Linked DNA regions of Homo sapiens: regions 1 and 3 are each linked to region 2. A link is a contact called in ENCODE Hi-C or POLR2A ChIA-PET data. All regions are on one chromosome and are shown on one strand. The core of a region is the stretch at or near the end of the contact, and the rest is flanking DNA. Distances in the headings are between cores, read along the strand shown. Region 1 holds the start of POLR1C (RNA polymerase I and III subunit C). Region 2 overlaps RSPH9 (radial spoke head component 9). Region 3 overlaps LOC105375070 (a long non-coding RNA gene).

What was found. Hi-C counts contacts between places; a loop is a spot of excess contacts on that map. ChIA-PET counts read pairs that join two places held with the same protein, here RNA polymerase II (POLR2A). Pooled maps may share reads with other maps.
Region 1: a loop to region 2 is called in a pooled map, with 5 times the contacts of the local background. The contact joins the promoter of POLR1C here to the enhancer-like site in region 2. A Hi-C loop is called at or near these places in 1 of 168 maps with a recorded cell type or tissue (tibial artery) and 5 of 50 pooled maps. POLR2A ChIA-PET finds 5 or more read pairs at or near these places in 2 of 52 experiments (GM12878 and activated CD4-positive, alpha-beta T cell).
Region 3: a loop to region 2 is called in a pooled map, with 2.6 times the contacts of the local background. The contact joins two enhancer-like sites. A Hi-C loop is called at or near these places in 1 of 37 single-sample maps with no recorded cell type and 3 of 50 pooled maps. POLR2A ChIA-PET finds 5 or more read pairs at or near these places in 2 of 52 experiments (PC-9 and WTC11).

What each region holds. Positions count from the first base shown.
Region 1 is chr6:43,514,674-43,518,384 of GRCh38, forward strand. POLR1C (RNA polymerase I and III subunit C) reads left to right here and starts at 2,416. Exons shown (of 9, transcript NM_203290.4): 1 at 2,416-2,505; 2 at 2,633-2,704. The coding sequence starts at 2,437. YIPF3 (Yip1 domain family member 3) reads right to left here and starts at 2,253. Exons shown (of 9, transcript NM_015388.4): 1 at 2,054-2,253; 2 at 1,216-1,422; 3 at 922-1,028. The coding sequence starts at 2,134. RefSeq lists an enhancer at 1,993-2,542.
Region 2 is chr6:43,666,358-43,670,468 of GRCh38, forward strand. All of the region lies in intron 4 of RSPH9 (radial spoke head component 9), which reads left to right. Among named protein-coding and RNA genes, the nearest start is that of MRPS18A, 19 kb to the right of the region's middle. RefSeq lists enhancers at 730-799, 1,420-1,569, 2,190-2,279, 2,370-2,529 and a silencer at 3,704-3,943. Within about 2 kb of position 2,059, at least 25 of the 41 ENCODE cell types and tissues checked have a DNase peak (open chromatin) inside an H3K27ac peak, as active enhancers do; they include GM12878 and tibial artery, where a contact is called at or near this core.
Region 3 is chr6:43,882,529-43,886,174 of GRCh38, forward strand. All of the region lies in intron 2 of LOC105375070 (a long non-coding RNA gene), which reads left to right. Among named protein-coding and RNA genes, the nearest start is that of LINC01512, 6.7 kb to the right of the region's middle. RefSeq lists an enhancer at 1,781-1,860. Within about 2 kb of position 1,516, at least 6 of the 41 ENCODE cell types and tissues checked have a DNase peak (open chromatin) inside an H3K27ac peak, as active enhancers do.

The DNA.
Region 1 (3,711 bases), core at 1,166-3,665, 150 kb before region 2:
CTGAACCAGATACGATTAGTTTAGCGTCTGGCACAGAGCAAATGCTTAATAAATACCTGCTGAGTGGTCCTGGGTATTTGATTAGCATTGATTAAAGGATGAACAAAAAAACCAAGCCAGGATTAAATCTAGTTCTTGAAAAGTCACTCAAAAACTATGCCCTGATATTTTGATTCTGAGACTGTTCTGGTGCTGGGAATAAAAAGATAAACAAGACAGAGCCTGCTTTTGAGATGCTGTTGGTCTCTGGAAGGAAGATTCCAGGAATAAGAAAGGATAGCAGTGGTGAAGTGCTGTCTATTAGAGGCAAGCGCAGAGTTCTTTTTTTTTTTTTTTTGAGATGGAGTCTCACTTTGTTGCTCAGGCTGAAGTGCAGTGGCACGATCTCGGCTCACTGCAAGCTCCGCCTCCGCCTCCCAGGTTCATGCCATTCTCCTGCCTCAGCCTCCCGAGTAGCTGGGACTACGGGCACCCGCCTGTCTAATTTTTTTTGCATTTTTAGTAGAGACAGGGTTTCACCGTGTTAGCCAGGATGGTCTCGATCTCCTGACCTTGTGATCCGCCCGCCTCGGCCTCCCAAAGTGCTGGGATTCCAGGCGTGAGCCACCATGCCCGGCTGGCAAGCACAGAGTTCTATAGGAACACCAGGAGAGAACAAACTGGGGATGGGATTGAGGAATGTGGAACAGAGGAAGTGACATCTGAGGTAGGTTTTGAGGGAAGATGAGTAGTCAGTTAGATGGAAAAGAAGAGGAAGATGGTGTGCTATTATTACTTGTTTCAGTGACAGGTGCAGTGATGAGAGGTGATGGGGTCATGAAGACGGGGAGCCCATCAGAGCCCAGGGCTTGAAATCTGACTGTAGTGTGCATGAAGGTCTAGGTGTTAGGAGGGAAGCTTCTTCAAGAGAAGGCTCCTCACCTGCTTCGCACCTGAGCAGGCTCCACATCAAAGTAGGGTCTGAGGATGTCGATGTTGGCGTACAAGCTGAAGGCCCTGGAGGCTTGTCTTTTCCCAGCCTGCCACATCTGAAGTAAGGAAGATGGGCATAGGTATTGTGGTACTGTTGGTTCTAGATCCTGTTGCCTATTTTCCGTTTGATTTCTACATGGTTCTAACTGGACAACCTGGGGCGAACATCACCAACACCAATTCCAGAACACGGGACATACCTAGGTCTACTTTTCTACCTGCAGAGGATTCAATCTTGCTTACCTGATCTGCCACCTGCCGGCTCAGCTGTCCCTTAAAGCCCTTCATGCCCAGGAACTCTCCATCCTCCTCTTCAGCAGCAGCTGCATCAGCTGCATCAGCGTCTACTTCTTCCTCGCGCAGGCGCTGATGCAGCTCACCCATATCCTCGAAGCTAGAGCCTGAGGTATCATCCATGTTCTCCATGTCAATCACAGCTGAGCCTCCGCCCTGTGAAGACAATGGCTCCTAGAGTGCAGGACTTTTCTGTTCCATCCATTAAGTCCTCTGCTCATCCCAGGGTTTAGGGCTTTGTTCTTCCACTGCTGAGGATACGGCTTGGAATCACTACAGATCATGCCACTCCATTCCCCCTCATATGCTCTCAGAACGCCTGGTTTCTAGCTTTGGCTATCTTTTCTAGCCTGGGAAACCTACTAGTCTTCCATTCATGTCTTTCTCCTATGTTACCTATCAAAGACTAAAAGGCTGAAAAAGTGCCCATTTCCTTCTTTCCTAAGCCCCAAACAAAACTATACACATAGTATGTTTTCAGCGAATGCCAGTGAATCCCACCCAACCCCACTCCATGCCTTACCCCGACCAACCTCCTAACTTGTTCCAAGAATACCTTCTTCCTAATGCCTCGGGCGGGCCCTGAAACCCGAGATCCTCAGGCTGGAGTAGTAGTCTGGCCCTTTCAGGTCAATGTTAATCCCACTGACTTTAGTGTGCACGAAGACCCAAAGAAGAGAGTTTTGTAAATGGAGCGGACTTCCAGGCCCAGAGGGGGAATCCCCAAGACACTTCTGGACATCGCCGGCCCTCCGGCTGCTGGCAGCTGGTGCCTTGGGGCCATTACCTGGATGTTTTCTTCGAACCCTCCCCATTCCGGGCCAGCTCCATTTCGGGCGCCGCCCGCCGGCGCCGCTGTAGTTGCCATGTCCCTTGAGGGCTCCCGTCGCTGAAACCCGCGCTAGCCCCGCGCGCGGAGTGGGCAAGATGTGGGCCTCCGGAAGGTAGACGTCCAGGGTCGAGGAGAGGTGGGATCGGCCGGAACACAAAAAGGAGAAGCCCGGATGTTTGGACAAAAGCAACTTCCGGAAGCTGGGGACGTGGACGGGGGCGGGGAAAAATCTCGCGATATTTAAGATTCCAGGAGGCGGTGCGTTGCCACGGAGACGGAGCAGGGCTACTAGGACGCACGCGCGAGATAGAACCTCTAGTCTCGTGGAGAGATTGAAGATGGCGGCTTCTCAGGCGGTGGAGGAAATGCGGAGCCGCGTGGTTCTGGGGGAGTTTGGGGTTCGCAATGTAAGCCTTGTGGCCTTGAGCTCGGGCGGGAGGAATGAGAGCGGAACAGGGATGGGTCTTGGGATTGGCGTGGGGATAGCTGTGGGCTCACTGTCCCTTCGTGGACAAATTCGTCCCTTTGCTCTAGGTCCATACTACTGACTTTCCCGGTAACTATTCCGGTTATGATGATGCCTGGGACCAGGACCGCTTCGAGAAGGTAAGTGGGGCCGGAGTTGTCTGGGGAGGGTTATGAAGGCCAGACCTTGTGGTCTGAGCAGCCTGTGTCTGTCTCAGAAGCTGCTCTTGGGGGTCGCTCCGTTTGTAAGTTTGTTGAGCAATGTGCTAGACGCTCCGTTTACAGGCCAAATTAGACACGGTTTCTACCCAGTTCTGCAAAGATGTTCAGTCTTGTTGAGGAATGGTGTGTATAAACAGTGAATCTAGTGTAATATGGTGAAGGTGGTTGATAGCGATGAAGACGGCAGGGTTGGGGTGGGGAGCATTACGCTGAGACCAGGAAGAGGGGCGGAGAGGTACTTAACATTTCAAGAGGAGGGTACATCTCAATTGAGCCTTGAATGGTAAGTAAAAAAGAACAGGAGTTAAATTATGAAGGGTTTGTTTCAAGTCAGTGAAGTTCAGGATATACAGGTTTTGTGTGTATTTAGTCTTTTGTATTGTTTCACTTAGCTTAAAATAAGGGTTAAAATTGCATTTAAATAGATTACTGAATGTTACCGTTTAGGCAACTGACCTTTGCGTGCAGCTTATAAACATGATCTGTAAATCAGTGCTTGGGAAAATTTTACTTTTTTAACCTGTTGATACAAGGAATAAAGTATGAACAATGAAAAAGGTTAATGCTTGAAAAAAAATTATGGCTTGTGTGAAGTGTGCTCCGGGCATGTCCAAGTAGTTCTGGCATGAGTGGTAGGCAAGGTTGAAGTGTGTCTTGGGCACTGTTGATGATAGGGAGATTGAATAGTTCTTAAGCAGACATGATGAGATTTGCAACCTTGGTGGCTGGGAGGGAATGAGTTTGAGGAGGATCATATGGAGCAGGCAGATCTGTTGTAAGGGAAGCTGAGGTTGAAGACATGAACTAAGACTGATGGTAGAAATAGAGCAAAGGTAGAATAGAAGGTAAATTTATGATTGCTTTGGTAAAGGCTGTGGGGGTAGCATAAAATGACTTTTTGGCTTGGGAACTGCTTTGATGCATTG
Region 2 (4,111 bases), core at 809-3,308:
GACTGGCTGGAGGGATGGGATTTGGCAGCTGTTTTCTGGCCAGTTAGGATAACTGTTTCCTTTCAGGGTCTGAGGCAGTTGTTCAGGGTGACTTCACGTGGCTTCTGAGCAGGTGTGGTTTTGGTTGGCCCTGTTCCTGGGACTCCTGCTCTGTGTCCATGAGGTAGGCCAACGACTCCGCATCTTGTCCCTTGGCCAAAGTGACAAGAGACACCTTGGCTGAAGAGAGGAGTGGGAGAGCTGTTGTCCTCATGAGTTGTCATGCCGTGTCCAGGGATCCGCAAAGTTCCATGGGAGTGGGTAGCTGGTTCTGGGGTGGCAGGACCATCCTCCTGCCGGATCCAGGGTAATGACTAAGAGTTCTCTGACCTTGGGCTGCAGCCAGGTGGCATAGATGCAGCCGTGGGTCAGGAGGCCATATATATACATATATTTGAGACAGAGTCTCGCTGGAACCTCAGCTCATTACAACCTCTGCCTCCTGGGTTCAAGCAATTCTCCTGCCTCCGTCTCCCAAGTAGCTGGGATTACAGGCGCATGTCACCACGCCTAATTTTTGTATTTTTAGCAGAGATGAGGTTTCACCATGTTGCCCAGGCTGCTCTCGAACTCCTGACCTCAGGTGATCTGCCCACCTCAGCCTCCCAAAGTGCTGGGATTACAGGCGTGAGCCAGCACGCCCGGTCAGGAGCCTAGATTCCTAGGTAGTATCTTGCCATTCGATGCTCCCTGAACATCCACTATATCAGCAAATAGCCACTGAGCAGCTACAACAGGCACCTGTGATGCCCTTGGAATAAGAAAAACACCTCCCTTGCCTCAGAGGTTTGGGAAGATCAAATGAAACAGAGGATGGGAAAGGGAAATGTAAACTAGAGGGTGCCTTGCAAGCATCGGTGTCCTGGGAGGTAAAGGAGGAGGGCTGGAGGGCCACTGCTCCTCTCCTTGCTCCACTCTGGGCTGGTGCAAAGGTCTCAGAATTGCCAGGTGCACACAGGCTGGGGCTCCTTCCCAAGCAATTCCTCAGCAGCAATGCTCAGTTCAGGCAGCAGAGGGCAGCAACGCGCCTGCCTGCCTACCTGGAAAGCAGCCTTTGAAAGCTGCTGCTGGTGGTGGTTGAGGACCGGGAAGGGGGCGAGTGAGGCGGGCATGGGCGCGGGGGGGAACATGGTGCCCAGGGTCAGCCTTCCCTTCGGGATGTGCGCAGGTGGCTCTTCCTGCCCCAGTTCCTTGGAAGCCTGGCTGACAAGTGTTCAGCCTTCTGGGCCACGGGGCCTGCCTTTGCTACTCGATTTGATACGGGTCTGGCAGCCAGAGGTTTCTCCCTCCTCCTCCTCCTCTGTCCTCAGGCCTCTAGGGGGTATATGATTCTTGTGGCCCTTGTAGGGGATGGGGGTGCCTCTCCCACTGGGAACCCATGGCCATTTTTTTTTTGTATGTGACAAAAATTTTGTTGGTGCTCATCTGAGAGGGTTTGAGCCATCTGTTGCCCCTGGACAGCCCTGGTCCCCAGCCTGGCCTACTGTCCCTCGATCTTAATCCCAGAGCTGCCTTTCTTCCAGGATGGCAGGAGAATGTAATTAGAGTAAGTACGCCCTAGCCTGAGGTTTCCATACTAGCAAGGTGGGTGAGACCCTGTGGGCCCAGGAAACCCAGGAGGAACCCCTCCTGATTTACCAACCTGTACCCATCACATCCTCAAAACACAGCTTCTGGAGAAGAGTGGCTGCTAGGGGGCAGGAGGGATTTGGGGAGAGAAGAGAGAGCGGGGGCTGTGAACCTGCAGCACCAAGTCTGCAGGGGGCTTTTCCCCGAGTCCTGGAGGCGGTGACAGCAGCTGGCTGGGCTCAGCCTGTTCAGCAGTTGCAGTAAGAAAGTGGGTGAAGGTGACAGCAAGTGCTTGGCTCTTCAGGTAGATGCTACGTGACTCCTGGCACGTTGAGTCTGTGTTTCCCGGGCGACCAGCTGAGCCAGGGACGATGAGAGGACAGGAGTGTGACAGGAATGCGAGGGAGGGAGGCAGTGCTGTTTTCTGGCTGGCCCTACATGCCGCTACCGTACTCCACCAGCACCCTCCCGCCTGCGCAGCACTGCCCCCTGCCAGGCGGGGGCACTGTATTTCCCTAGCTCCCCTGCCAGTTTCTCCTTGCTCTCTGGGTAGGAGCCCCTGCTGATAGGCCTAGGCCACTTCGTCCAAGAACACTGCCCCCCGCCCCCTGCATTATCTACTGGAGGCAAGAGGTGGCCAAAGCCTAGGCAGGCAGGCTGGTGTGAGGGCAGGGCAGGACCAAGCCCTTGCCCAGGCATGCCAAGGTGCTGGCAACAATGAACTGACAAGGGTCTAGGTTGGAGGACTCCAGGATTCCATTTTCTCCAGGGCAGCACCTAGCCCAGGCAGGCTGCAAGCTGCCCTCCCTCAGTAGGCAGATAGAGATGAGGCAGTCTGGTCTTAGTTCAAGGGGCTGAGGGACTGTCTTTATGGAGCCTGGTCCCTGACGATACTCTAGGCTGGTGGGGTGACCAAGTGAGGGAATCGGATCTCCCTGGGTCTGTGCTTCTTGTCCAAGGCTGAAGCAGTGGAGTTGGAACACTCTGTCCTGTTGGACCCCCACCCTCATCAATCCTAAACAATCTGTTTTCTGGAGATGCATGACCAGGAAAGTACCAGGCTAGGGACTCTCAAACTCTGAGGGCAGGTCTGAGAGGCAGAGGACCTCAAGCACCCAGAGAAAAGTTTTAAGAGTCAGGGGAAATACTCCTTCTCAGGGGCAGTGTTCCAGCCGGAGCCCCGCTAACACAGGGGCACTACTTTCTTCTTGATGTTGTCCAGCAGGCACTGTGTGGGCTGGAGGGGGCTGACGTCATCCTTTGCATGGGCGATGGCACTTGGTGCTGGCCACTGCACGGTGCTAAAGTGAGCTTTGCGATTGGCTTCTCCCTGAGCAGGACCAGGGACAGCCAAACTATATACGCCCAGAAAACTTTGGTTTTGACCTGGGCAGGCGGCTGCACCCTGAGTAAGGGTGCATGAGCTGCCATGAGGGTCAGGGGTTCCTGGCAATCAGGTTTCTTGGATGCAGGGTGGCCCCCAGTGGGTGGGCACTGAGTTGTGAGGCTGCAGGGTGTGGAGTGACTAGGGTGAACCATGGTTGGAGGTGGCCCGTGGGAAGCTGGGGCAGCAGGAGCCAAGCAGCCAGGCTGAGCTGGCAGCTGATGAAGGCCTCAGAGAAGCTCTCAGCGCATGGCTGGCTGGTCCAACACCAAAACTTTCAAAGCATTTGCCTTTCTGGCAGGGCCTGGAGCAGGGCTGTGGCTGGGCCGGGAGAGGCCTCAGTGCGCAGGGGAATAGAAGCCCCAGATCTGCATCCAGAGGCGATTTTCCCAGGCTCCTTCCTCCCACACTGTGGCTCCCTCCCTCGGTTCTGGAGCTTAATCAGGCCCTTCCAGCCAAGTCCTCATGGCTGCACGACTCAGCCCTGAGCTGGGCTGCTCCTGTGTGGGGAGACAAAAACCAGGGCAGAACCTAGGACAAAGGCTCATTAGGGGCAGCCCAAGTCCCCTCCCACCAAGGATGGCTCCCAGTCTACCAGCTGCCAGAAAGGGCCATTGAGCTAGGAGGCCTGAACTGCCCAAATTTCTATTTGAGCCTTCCTTTCCTGGTCTGGTCTAATCCAACTCAGGAGAGGCTTCAGGAAATGGGGAAGACACAGCAAAATGGCAAGTAGTGGCAAACCACACTAGAACTGGTGACTGCACTAGGTATAGTGTGGGAGGAGCTGGTGTCTCCCTTGGCCCAGCCCAACTCCCCTCTGCCTGTGGATTGGATTCAGCCTCCTCCCCCACTCAACCTTTAGCTAGACTTGCTGACAGGAACAAAACAGACTGGTTTGAGTTTCGCCTCTTTTCATTTCCTTTGCCCTCCCTCTGAAAGTGGTTTTAATGAGCAGTGAGATGGCTAAAAGGGCTGGGCGTGGTGGCTCACATCTGTAATCCCAGCACTTTGGGAGGCCAAGGTGGGAGGATCGCCTGAGCCCGGGAGTTTGAGACCAGCCTGGGCAACACAGTGAGGCCCCATCTCTACAAAAAATCAGAAAAGTTAGCTGGGTATGGT
Region 3 (3,646 bases), core at 266-2,765, 220 kb after region 2:
GCTCAGGGGTCTTCTTTTCACATGTGAGGACTCAAGCTCAGAGAGGCCAAGTTTCAGGCCCTAAGTCCCACAGTTCCCATCTGGTTTTCCTGCTCCATCTTTGCCTCCTCAGTCTACTCCCAGCACAGTAGAGTGAGCCTGGTGGGACATGGTCTGCCCTCCTTCCAGGCTCTGTAGTGGCTGCTGTTCGCTCCGGGTAAAAGCCCAAGGCCTCTCAAAGTCCCCCGTGCCTTTGCCAATCTGGTTTCCCATGCCCTGATCTTGTCTCCTGCCACCCTCTCCTCACTCAGCCCCACTCTGGCTCCGAGGCTGCCTCTCTGCTGTCTGTAAAACATCCCACACTTTCTCCACATCCTCTCCAGCACCTATTGTTTCCTGACTTTTTAATGATCGCCATTCTAACTGGTGTGAGATGGTATCTCATTGTGGTGTGGAGAAATAGGAACACTTTTAAACTGTTGGTGGGACTGTAAACAAGTTCAACCATTGTGGAAGACAGTGTGGCAATTCCTCAAGGATCTAGAACAGAAATACCATTTGACCCAGTGATCCTATTACTGGGTATATACCCAAAGGATTATAAATCATGCTACCATAAAGACACATGCACACGTATGTTTATTGCAGCACTATTCACAATAGCAAAGACTTGGAGCCAATCCAAATGTCCATCAATGATAGACTGGATTAAGAAAATGTGGCACATATACAATGTGGAATACTATGCAGCCATAAAAAAGGATGAATTCATGTCCTTTGTAGGGACATCGATGGAGCTGGAAACCATCATTCTGAGCAAACTATTGCAAGGACAGAAAACCAAACACCACATGCTCTCATTCATAGGTGGGTACTGAACAATGAGAACACTTGGACACAGGATGGGGAACATCACACACCGGGGCCTGTCGAGGGGTTGGGGGAGTGGGGAGGGATAGCATTAGGAGAAATACCTAATGTAAATGACCAGTTAATGGGCGCAGCACACCAACATGGCACATATATACATATATAACAAACCTGCATGTTGTGCACATGTACCCTAGAACTTAAAGTATATATATAAAAAAAAAATCCCACACTCGCTCCTGCCTCCAGGCCCTTGTGTTGGCTGCTGTCTGCCTGAAAGGCTCTTCCCCAGATGCCTGTGTGGCTCTGGCCTTACTTGCTTCAGGTCTCTGGCCGAGTGTCACCTCCTGAGCCACCCAGCTGGTTCTTCACTCTCTGTTCTCTTCACTCTGTATAGCGTGTGTGTGTGTGCGTGTGTGTGCATGCGTGCATGTGTGTGCATGTATTACCTGTATCCCTTCATTAAAAGGTAAGCCCCACCAGGGCAGCTACTTTGCCTCTTGTGCGTTGCTAGATCAGGTCCCAGATCAGTGTGACAGGCTGCTCAATAAATATGCGCTGAATGATTGAGCAGTGCCAAGACTTGAGCTCCAAAGCTCTAATCAGCAGGCATCCTGGGGCTGGGGGAGGGTGACTGGCAAGGCCCTCTGGAGCCCTGGGATCTGCGGCTCTGTGCACACTTGCTTTTTCTCACAGCCTGAGGGAACTGAGAAGCACAGCCACCTTCAGGAGAGTTTGGCCCCAGGCACCTGCCTCATGTGCCCCAGTTCAGCTCAGCCTGGCCATGAGAAGGCCGCCTCAGGCTCTCTGTGCAGCCTCTTTCTTTGGGGGGTTTCATCCTTGGCTGGCTCACTCTCACTTCCTTCTTCTTGACTTTGAAGCCTGGGGGAAGCAACGTCCTTTTTCTCTTGGCCTGAGTTTCAACTCCAGAGGAACTTGGCAGACTCTGGCTGTTTCTCCAAACAGCCTACTGGATCCTCTGAACACTTGTTCACTCAGATCATACTTATTGAGCATCTTCTATGTGCCAGGCACACAGAGAACAGGAAGAGGGATGTGATTTCCAGCTCTCCATGTCACCACCGGTCCAACCTGGCCCGGGAGGCCATACAACAGACAACTAAAGCCAGAGGCACTTGGAGCCTGAGGCAGGGCCTCTGCCTCCCTTCCCCTTGCTCACCCTCCTTCTGAGAATGTGGGATTGGGAAAGGGAGAAATTTCCTCTCTCCCCTAAATTGCCTCTTGGGGAAGAGAGACAATTTCTGGGGCCAACAGAATGGAGAGCCAGCCTCGGGGTGGAGGGAGCTGAGTTGGGCGTTTAGTTTGAGGGAGATCTGCCAGGCCTCATCTTCTTCCTCAAACGCAGTTCTGAGAAAGCCTCCCTCCCCTGCCTGCCCCTGCTGCTGACCTCCCTTCTTCCCTGCCATGCCTGGTGCCTGCCCCAGCTGCTGACCTCCCTTCTTCCCTGCCATGCCTGGTGCCTGCCCAGGGCCCCTCCTCTGGAAATGCCTGGGGTCTGTGGCAGGGCTCTGGTTCTCCCCATCCAACCCATGTCTCCCCAGGGCTGCGATGGGCCACCTGTACTTGTGCTCTCAGAACCACACGCTGTCACCTGCCCCCATCCCCTGTATATACAGGCTTCCTCGTTCCAAGAACCCAGAGACATTAGACAGTTGTCCAGGTTTCTCCATGTCTTTGTTGGCCATTGGCAACACATCCTGGAAGGAGAAGAGAAATGAAGGCTTTTACCAGGCCAGCAAATCAGCGCTCACAAGTGTCCTGAGGAGGGATCTGAGGGAGGGGCAGCTACCAGGAACAGGTAAACACACAGAGTCGCAAGTCTGGTGGGGTCTGTACAGCAGGAGGTGGCATCTGACCCTGCTCATATCTCAAAAAGGCATCAGTAGTTGACCATGAGCTTCCTCTCTGACCCAAATCCTAGAAGGGCCCCTGAGTGGGTGGCAGCAGGTGGGACACGCAGGTCTCATCTCCTTCGGATTCAGTGCATCCCCCTTGTCGGCTCTGGGGACTCCTGCCCCCACTCCCTTCACTCCTTATTGCAGAACCGATGGGGCCCAGAACAGAGGTCTTGCTTTGGAGGGTCTGAGCTGGCCATGCAGCAGGTGAGCCTTGAGGGGGGACTCCTGGGACCCCTTGCTCCTCTGGACTCTCCTGTTGGGGGATAAGATCCAAGTTCCACGTGGCAGACTCGCCAAAGAATTTTCAAAGCCCCAGCCCCATCTGGTGGGCCTTCAGCATATGTGCTTCGAGCTGCCATTGTATTTTCCTTGGATGTTGGGGCTCCCCCACACCAAGATAAGCTCAAGGGCAGGACCTAGTGAGACTGACCTGTGTCCCCCAGGCCCAGGAGAGGGAGGCACACTCAGCAGCCAGGGCCTGGGTTCAAGTCCTACCTCCACCACTGTCTGTGTGACCTCAGTCATGTGACTTTGCCCTTCTGAGCCTCGATTTCCTTCTCTGTAAAATGGGCAGAACTGTAGGCCTATTTCATAGAACTGTGGTGAATTTAACTGGGAAGATGCATGTAAGACACTTATAACAGTGCCAGGCACCTAATACGTGCTCAATAAATATCACCTGTTGTATTCCTGTCACCTCTCAGCATTCCTTCCTGAGCTATGAAGGATTCTGGGATTGGGGATTGGGATTGGGGCTTGGGGCCAGCTGGGCTTCCTCCCGAAGATGGCCTGATCCTTTAGGAGACATGGGAGGAGAAGGGGGCCCTCGAGTTGCCTCCAGGCCCCTGGGGGTTGTGGCCAGTCTGGAAAGCCCCGAC